Regions from separate parts of the Homo sapiens genome. Here region 1 is linked to region 2. A link is an interaction called in ENCODE POLR2A ChIA-PET data of the cell type or tissue named here. Cell type or tissue: PC-9. All regions are shown on one strand. Links, peaks and the distances in the headings refer to the core of each region. The heading gives the core; the rest is flanking DNA.

What was found. ChIA-PET counts read pairs that join two places held together with the same protein. Peaks named below come from ENCODE experiments on the same cell type or tissue, not always from the same donor. Only the 100,000 strongest peaks of a DNase experiment are listed, where the experiment ranks them.
Region 1: POLR2A ChIA-PET joins it to region 2 with 6 read pairs; 25 of 35 experiments call an interaction of 5 or more read pairs at or near these places.

The regions. Positions count from the first base shown.
Region 1 is chr6:109,194,414-109,198,813 of GRCh38, reverse strand. It overlaps the pseudogene CCDC162P. Among named protein-coding and RNA genes, the nearest start is that of CEP57L1, 100 kb to the right of the region's middle. RefSeq lists an enhancer at 4,395-4,400. In PC-9, for the core only: no CTCF peak of the experiment used is centred there; no DNase peak of the experiment used is centred there.
Region 2 is chr6:109,370,662-109,375,061 of GRCh38, reverse strand. All of the region lies in intron 4 of CD164 (CD164 molecule), which reads left to right. Among named protein-coding and RNA genes, the nearest start is that of CD164, 9.6 kb to the left of the region's middle. In PC-9, for the core only: no CTCF peak of the experiment used is centred there; no DNase peak of the experiment used is centred there; H3K27ac peaks cover 718 bases.

The DNA.
Region 1 (4,400 bases), core at 85-4,084, 180 kb after region 2:
AGGCCCACAGTGAGGCCAGGACAGGAACAAGCCTAGAGCCCAGTACTGCTGACTTCAAGTCCATTTTTTTCTCTCACTCTTAACTTGCTAATTATAAAGACGGAGATTAAAACATGTCTTAAAAATTGTTTGTTATTTTTTCCAGTCTGAAAATATTAAACTAAGACTTATTTATTAAGGAGATAAAAATTTTGGTATATAGAACAATTTTTAGCAAGAACATGGGACAACCAGCATAAGTCTAAAATTACAATCTTCTTTGCTCCACATTACCCGAGGGGAAAGAAGACTAATTTCTTACCAGAAATGCTGGTATCCACAGGGTCAGGAGATGCAGAACCCTGAATGTCAGGGTCAATGTCATTGACACAGACATTTTCATTTTTCTGACCAGCTTCAGCGACTCGGTTGAAAGCTACACTCAGCACTTTGGAGATGGGCAAATACTGGAGGGCCTATAGAAGGGCAAGACCAAGAGGCCAAACATCAATACAGTTCTCACAGAAGCTTCCAGACTCAGGTTCAGGAGCAGCCCTTTGCTTTGGGAGAGAAGAAAAGAAGTAGAAGTGGAGCCTCAGTAACCTGCCCAATGATAAGGGGCTACATTTGGAGCTCGGAGACCTAGTACTGTTACTGACTCTGAGTGGCCTTAACCTCCAAACAGGTCTACTTTGATCAAGGACCCAAAATGGACAAGGCACTGTGTGGGGTGCTAGGGAGACAAAGAGGAATAAGACAGGATACAACCTCAAAGAGCTCACGGTTTACTAAAGACCCAGACTTATAAGCAGATCGTTATAACACCATGTGACTGGTGAGAAATGTATCAGAGGAAGTGCCCATAGTGGCTGGCTGGGTGCGGGGAAAGGACGAAGCCAGTTTCCGATTTGGGCAATTCCATGTATGATGGTGTCTCTGAGCTAAGGCAGAGAGAAGTAGGAAAAGATATGGGTAGAAAAACAATAATCTTTCCAAAATGGAAATGTGATCATGTTACTCCTTTCTGATGCCTCTAGCCTGACTTAGAGCCTCTCTGTGACTCTCTTTACCCTATGCTTACACTTATCCTGTTCTTTTTTACCCCGTTGTATTTCAGTTGAATATTTACTTACCCATATCCCTACCAGCCGAGAACCCAGTTACTTTTCAGCAAAGGCCGTATCTTTGCTGCATGCCTAGGACAAGTACCTGGCACATATTAGACCCTCATTAAACATCACCTAATATTTAAAAAGTGGATCTAAATCAGAGAGCATAGATCCTGAACAAGATGATGAAGACAAGAACTTACAGAGTGAATATGAAATAGTACAACAGAGTCATCTTTGAGAAAGCTAAATTATTTCAGTAGAATAAAGTTTCAAAAGAGAAAGATGTCTAAGGTTTCAAAGAAGAAATCCAGTGACCCATTATGTTTCTGTCATTTGTAGGGCAGGTGGAGTCCTGAAACAGTGACAATCTAAAACTAAGTGACAGATGTGAGAAAACAATGTACTGATCATCCCTAGAAGGGTGCCACATCATCACATCACTGTGTTTCACATACCTGCAGGTACTGGTGAACAGTCCCAAGAGAGTGCAGGTGGCACACTAACCACTTTGTGTAAATAGTCAGATCTTCCTGTGTCACCAAGTTAGGAGGATTGTTTTTTCCCATGAGGAAGTTTTCTCGAGCAACAGACAATCTTTCAGCTCTCTGAAGGGTGTCATTGTACTCCTGCATAATGTAGCCAACTTGTTTCTGTTTAAGAGAGATACAAAGATAGAACTTGGTTATTTGCAAGCCTTATGCTCTGTATCATTTGCTTCCAAGCATAGGGTAATGTTGTTTTGGGTCTAAATAAAGGAGTTCTTTGAATCCCAAAGTTCTTCCATATTCTGAATTTGACTTATAAGGACAGTGGTCATATTCTTAGGACTTTGAAGGAGACAGACTCCAAGCAAAGAGTCAGTGCATAGGGATACTTATAACTGGAGTCGCTTCTGAACTTTTTACGTAAAGCTGAGGAAGCTAAGTCTGTGAAGAAAAATGCATTTCCTCTCATACAAAACTTCCTTCAAATTTTATTCTTAAGAATAGATTACCTTTACCATTACCTTCTGCCATAGGTAGAACAGGCAAGAAGGCACATCCATTAGTTTCTTTTCTATCTTTAGCTGTGACTTTTAAAAATATAAAAAAATAGCCCAGAGGTTCTGTTCATAGACTTCCTACCTTGTAAAGAGGATAAAGTTGCTCCATGATCTTACTGTGTTGGCAAAACCTCTTCCACCTAAGCATGTGTAAATATTTACTCTGGGCCAGCTGGGCAATTCTCTCTGTGTAATACTTTAACAACAAGAAAAATAAGCACTTAGAGAAGGAAGATTGAATAAAGTCTTAAGAACACTAACGAGGAAAATCAGTCTCTGGTTGTTTTGGAAAGATGCATTTTTCTTTCTTTCTTTCTTTTTTTTTTTTTTTTTTGAGACGGAGTCTTGCTCTCTTGCCCAGGCTGGAGTGCAGTGGCACGATCTCAGCTCACGGCAAGCTCTGCCTCCCGGATTCATGCCATTCTCCTGCCTCAGCCTCCTGAGTAGCTGGGACTACAGGCGCCTGCCACCACGCCCAGCTAATTTTTTGTATTTTTAGTAGAGACGGGGTTTCACCGTGTTAGCCAGGATGGTCTCGATCTCCTGACCTCGTGATCCGCCTGCCTCGGCCTCCCAAAGTGCTGGGATTACAGGCGTAAGCCACTGTGCCCAGCCGGAAAGATGTATTTTTCTATATGAAGACCATAACATTAAGAAGTCTGGCTCGGCCGGGCGTGGTAGCTCACGCCTGTAACCCCAGCACTTTGGGAAGCCAAGGCGGGTGGATCACCTGAGGTCAGGAGTTCGAGACCAGCCTGGCCAACATAGTGAAACCCCATCTCTACTAAAAATACAAAAAATTAGCTGGGCATGGTGGCGGGTGCCTATAATCTCAGCTACTCGAGAGGCTGATGCTGGAGAATTGCTTGAACCTGGGAGGCAGAGGTTGCAGTGAGCAGAGGTTGCAGTGAGCCGAGATCGCACCATTGCACTCCAGCCTGGGCAACAAGAGTGAAACTCTATCTCAAAAAGACAAAAAAAGAGAAGTCTGGCTCAAGATAGTATTCAAATTGAAATAAAGTGAGTAGACATTTCTAAGTCTTTATGATCTGTTACCAAGTCAATAGATTTAAGCTAATTTCTCAGTTACCAAACAATTTTAGCAGTGACATAAAAGTCTGTCAAGTAATCTAAAGCTGAGCCTAAAATTTTTTATTAAAAACTGAACTTATGAGTCAAAAATACAGAGTACATTACAGGTAAGATTATAGCTTTTAACCTCAGATCAGAAATTTTATTTATACTTAAAAACAGTTAATTCTTTTAAAGATTTTCTTTCTGATAATAAAAATAATACTGGCTGTGATGGAATAACCAGAACCAGACTTACCCTTCTATCATAAACAACTAGAAAATTGGACACAATATACAAGGTAACTGTTTTCTGACACTGGACAATGGGCAATGCAGGACTCTGGTCCCTGAGAGAAGGAAACAAATCATGTAGGCCCTGCAATCACCTTAGTTTCATACCAGAAGGCAGTTTCTGAGCCATGGAGCAAGAAAGGGAATCCTAAGCAGAGTAGATGATCTCTCTGAGTTAAAGAAAGAGAAACTGAAATTTGGAAAATTGAGTCAGCTGATGTTTGCAGGAGAGAAGGAAGCCATGCAAAGAAGGGATTCTAGAAATCTGCATCAAGATCCCTTTCAGTCTGTTGCTGAATACTAAGCCATGCATGTAAAAGGTGAAACTCCAGGAGGCTGTCCAAAGAATAACTGACTAGGGAATTGTAAACTGAACAGTTCCGAGTTCATATGAGGCTGAGAGTTGTTCAAGTCCAACCAGCTAGAGTGAGGGCTTTTCACTAAATATCTGGGACATTTAGTAGAGACATCAAAAGCTTTAGTAAAAGGATAAACTATGCCTAGAGTAATGATTATTCTAAACCTGCTCTAACAATCCTTCAGCCTTGAAAGGATTAAGCTGATCTGTAAGTAACTTAACTGCCTACCAGAATAAAGTCCAATAAGCTCTAAATAATACAAAAAATCTGGTACTTAATAATGAAAAATTGACAATTTTCAGCATTCAATAAAAAATTACTAGACATGCAAAGAAAAGAGGAAAGCATGATCCAAAAGCAAAAGAAAAATTAGGGATGAGAAACAGGCTCAGAAATGACAGAGGTGAAGAAAGTTACCAACAAGAACTTTTTTTTTATTTTTATTTTTTTGAGACGGAGTCTTGCTCTGTCGCCCAGGCTGGAGTGCAGTGGCATGATCTTGGCTCACTGCAAGCTCCGCCTCCCAGGTTCACGCCATTCTCC
Region 2 (4,400 bases), core at 381-4,380:
TTTACTAACTTGAGAGGAAGAGTAAATATTAAATACTTAACATTTTACCAATATTAAATGCGTCTATTCCAAGACAAGTACTAGGGTAAATGGTAGGGTTAAGCCAGCATTTTGTCTACTGTAGGAACAATGAAAGATCTCAGTGAGCACAGCGTATTGGGAAATTTGTAAGAAGGAATGTGTATTGGGTGGGATGCAGATGTGGTGATAGCTTGGTAGTGAAACTGCACTGGAAAACTTGGAGAGAGCCTCTGAAGTGGAGCAGCGGGTCAGCACATGCGGAGGAGATGTGAAGTAGTACGGTGAGTTCAAAGAGTGTCCCATCCTGTACAAGGTGAGAAGGAGTTAAGCTGGTCCATCACCAGTTGCTCACCAGGTGAGCAGAATTGGGAAACACCTTTGTATGCCTTGCTGGTAGACTTAGATGTTATCCTGAAAGATTTTAAAGTTTATAGGTCATATGATCAGACTTGCATTTTAATAAAACAACTTATTCTGGCATTGTGGAGAGTAGATTGGAACGATGCCAGAAGGAACTCAGGAGATTAGATAGCCTGTTACAATAATTCTAGAGAACAGATAGAGGTGGGCTGCAGATGTTTGCAAATAAGTTTAGGAAGTAGAAGGGGTAGGACTTCATGACTGAGAGGAGGAGAGGTAGAGTGATAGGGAGAAGGGGAGGAATTTTCACCAAAGTAAGCAAGAAAGAGGAAGAGCAGTCTATTGATGGTTGGGCCTGTCATTTGGGATTTTAGTTTAAGATACCTAGAATCCATTTAAGTGGGATCTGTTCAGTATTCAGGAAACTGCAAGTCAGGCAAGAGCTCTTGGCTAAAAATATAAATAGGCATAGGCAGTAGTAGAGGCACTGGAGGAGCATATAGAAAGAAGGGATGGGGCTTGAAGACCAGACTCTAGGAAACAGTAATGTCTAAGGGCTAGGAAGAAGACGGGAGGAAATAGGGATGGGGGTAGGGTAGTAAAAAAGCCCAGAGAAGTATGTGCAAGAAACTAACAGTATGTGGTTGTGGGCGTAGTTTTTCAAAGGAAGAAGTAGTCAAATGCTGTAACAAGGACAACTCATCTTGAAACACTTACGCAGTGGTGTGTGGAGCTGGCTTGGACCAGCTTTTGCTAGCCAGTTATTGTGTAGTAGCTCTTCCCAGCCCATGTTCAGTGATACCATGTTGGTAACTTGAAACTGGTTACCATGGAAATAGTCATGCCATGGAAGTCTGCAAATGATACAAAACTTATTTTGAGCTGATGATTATATGGTGATGTGGTCGTAAATATTTAACACTCATTAGAAGACATTGACTAAGTAGGATGTTGAAGGTTGCTGAAACCAGAGGTGTTTGGAGAAAAGTAATTTTCAGAAGGTTGGTTATGAAAAGAAAATGGGGTGCAGGGAGTGGGGGAACAATTTATTCAGAACTGTTGTTCATTTCTTGAGAACTGGGTTCACTCTTGATGTAGTTCTCTGCAGCTTTCTCCACCCTGGGTCCTCCTGTGAATTGCCATGAGTCTTTTGTGCTATAGCTCTCTTTGGTGCTGTAAAGGGGGAAAGCAGCAAGGGCTTATCTGCAGAAAATGCATCAGTTGACTGACACTAGTTGAAGAACAAACCTTTAGGCGGTTTCTTTTCCGGGCATGTGTACCGTCTGCCGAAGAGAGCAAGTGAGAAGTGAAGGGGTAGTTAAACAATGCAAAGAGAATCTAATTTATATAGAAGGGTGTATAATGAGGTTAATTATAATGGCCCTCCTTCAGTACAAATAATAGAATAGCCAAAATATGTCAGATACAGTGGAAAATGTTCATATGAAGTGGAAGATGAACTGTATTAAGCAATTGTAATACAATTTTAGCTCTTGTTATATACATGCCTAGAAAAATGGCAAGAAGTAACCTGTTACTCTGATGGGACTAATTCAGTATTTTTTTTGGCATTTTCTAGATTTTCTTACCACTAATAGCAACTTTTATAACTTATGATTATTATTATTTTTTTTTAACCTTTCCTAATGAATCTTTTTTTTTCAGTAAAAGAAACAGTAGGTCAACAGAGGTATATTCCCTAAGTGGTGCTTTTATTTTGAAAATATTGTCAATGCAATACTTTTTTCAAAATCGAAAATAAAATATTTTGCCTACTTATTAAAAAGAAATAGTTTTTACCTTGTTCTGAGGCTGGGTAATGAGAACCAAATTGCAAATTTGCAGAATTTTTTTCCTAACATTGTCAAACAATTGGTAATAGTGTTTTGAGATTGAACAGAATTTGATGTGTTTAATTTGTAAAGTGTATTTTTTTGTGGTTACACAGAAGCAGTAAAAACCTTGACAGAAATAATGAGCTTTAACATAACCACAGCCTCTAATCTAAGAATTCTGTGTAAGGACCAGTCTTACCAGAGATAAGGTCAAATATTTTCCTGTAAGATTTTCTCAGCATGGAGAGTTGAGAGAACTGTTTAATCAAGAGCAGGATGGATGGAAGTATGTACAACAATGCTTGAAGTAAGAGGGAAAAAAGAAAGCAAATGGGTCTGAACATATCCATCAGTATTATTTGTATATCACCTATTAGCTTCTAAGTAGTATCAATATTAATAAAAGAAGTCTTAAGCTCTCTGTGACTCATGGTCATGTGAAAATTAGAATACCTTAGTTTCCTAGGATTCAGTCAACCTTGGGATTATGGGTAGTCAGCCTGTTACGAGAGTCCTGGTCTTTAAAGATCTACTTTTAGCAACAATTCAGGTATTTAGCAATATCTGAAAACTGTCAAGCCCTGCTCTTTTAGTGTATATTTACTGTTAAAGCACAGAACTTCCTCTTTTATATTAGTAGAATTTGGGAGGATGCTGATTCCTATTGAGGTTTTTGTTCGATTGTTTGAAAGTCTAATGCAGTGAAAAGATTACTCATTTCTGTGCTTCATCAACAGTTATTTGGCACCCTTTCCCTGTCTTTCGTGGGTTAAGCATATCACTTTGAAGTCTGTTCAGTTATGTACTTTAAACAGAAGTAACATTTGTTTTCCAAATTCTCTTTAGCCTTCAAACCCTTTTTTCTGAAATAGTACAAAAATGAATGTTTGCATAGCACCTTACATTTTTATAAAAATATAAATCTCATATGATTAATCTTCCTCATCTTTCCCCAGATCATCCCTAGCGGCCCACCAGCATAAGCATATCCTCATATTGAAGCCCTTGCACTCTGAAGCCTGACTTACCTAATGATTTCCTGAGACAAAATAAGCTCTCTTAGCTAGTGACTCCTATAGTGCACTTTCCAAAAATTTGAACCCTACCCTTAGGACAACCTCTTAATGAAACCTTTCTCAAATGCTCCAGCAAACTTTGAATTTATTTGGTAGCCATTTGGATGTTAGAAAAAATGTTAATTTGTAGAAACTATATTCACATCCTTCCTTTCTGAAAGCCTTGGTCAGACTTCTATTAGTATTCATACTACCAATAGAAACTTAATAGGTGATATACTGGCTGGACGAGGTGAGTCATGCTTATAATCCCAGCACTTTGGGAGGCCAAGGCGGCAGATCACTTGAGGTCAGGAGTTCAAGATGAGCCTGGTCAACATGGTGAAACCCTGTCTCTCCTAAAAATAAAAAATTAGCTGGGTGTGGTGGCACATGCCTGTAATCCCAGCTACACAGGAGGCTGAGGGAGGAGAATCGTTTGAACCTGGGAGGCGGAGGTTGCAGTGAGCTGAGAATGCACCATTGCACTCCAGTCTGGGTGACAGAGCGAGACTCCATCTCAAAAAAAAAAAAAGAGTGCTTTAGTCCCTAAAATGATTTTACATTCAAACTAATCCTTCTCAGAGTGTACATTTCTTTAGCAGTATCATCAGCTATTAGGTTGGTGCAAAAGTAATTGCAGTTCTTGCCTTTAGTAATGGCAACTCAAATAGTATTTTGGCCTCATGCAGTGTGGTGGACTAGAGCTTACTTAACCTTGGGCTCTTAGAATCTTACGTTGGGGAACTGTGGGCCCAGGGCCCCTGTTCTTATAAAGCTTTATTGGAACATACCATGCCCATTCGTCTGCATGTTGACTTTGGCTGCTTTTGCATCACACAGTGCCCAAAGAGTAAAATATTTGCTTTCAACCCATTTAAGAAAAGTTTGCCAACTCCTGAAGTGAAGAAGATAGGCAAATCTCAATACCCTTGTAAGAGAGAACTTACGACTTTAATAGTTTTTGTCTTAGGAGAAAGATTATGAAGAACCTATAGTTTCCTCACCTAAATGTTCTTGCCCTTGGCAGTGAGCAAGATAAGAGTTTTCGCAAATTTTATCCAGATGTATACATAGATTTTATACAAGATAGATACATAGATATTAACAATTTTATGATTGCTTATTG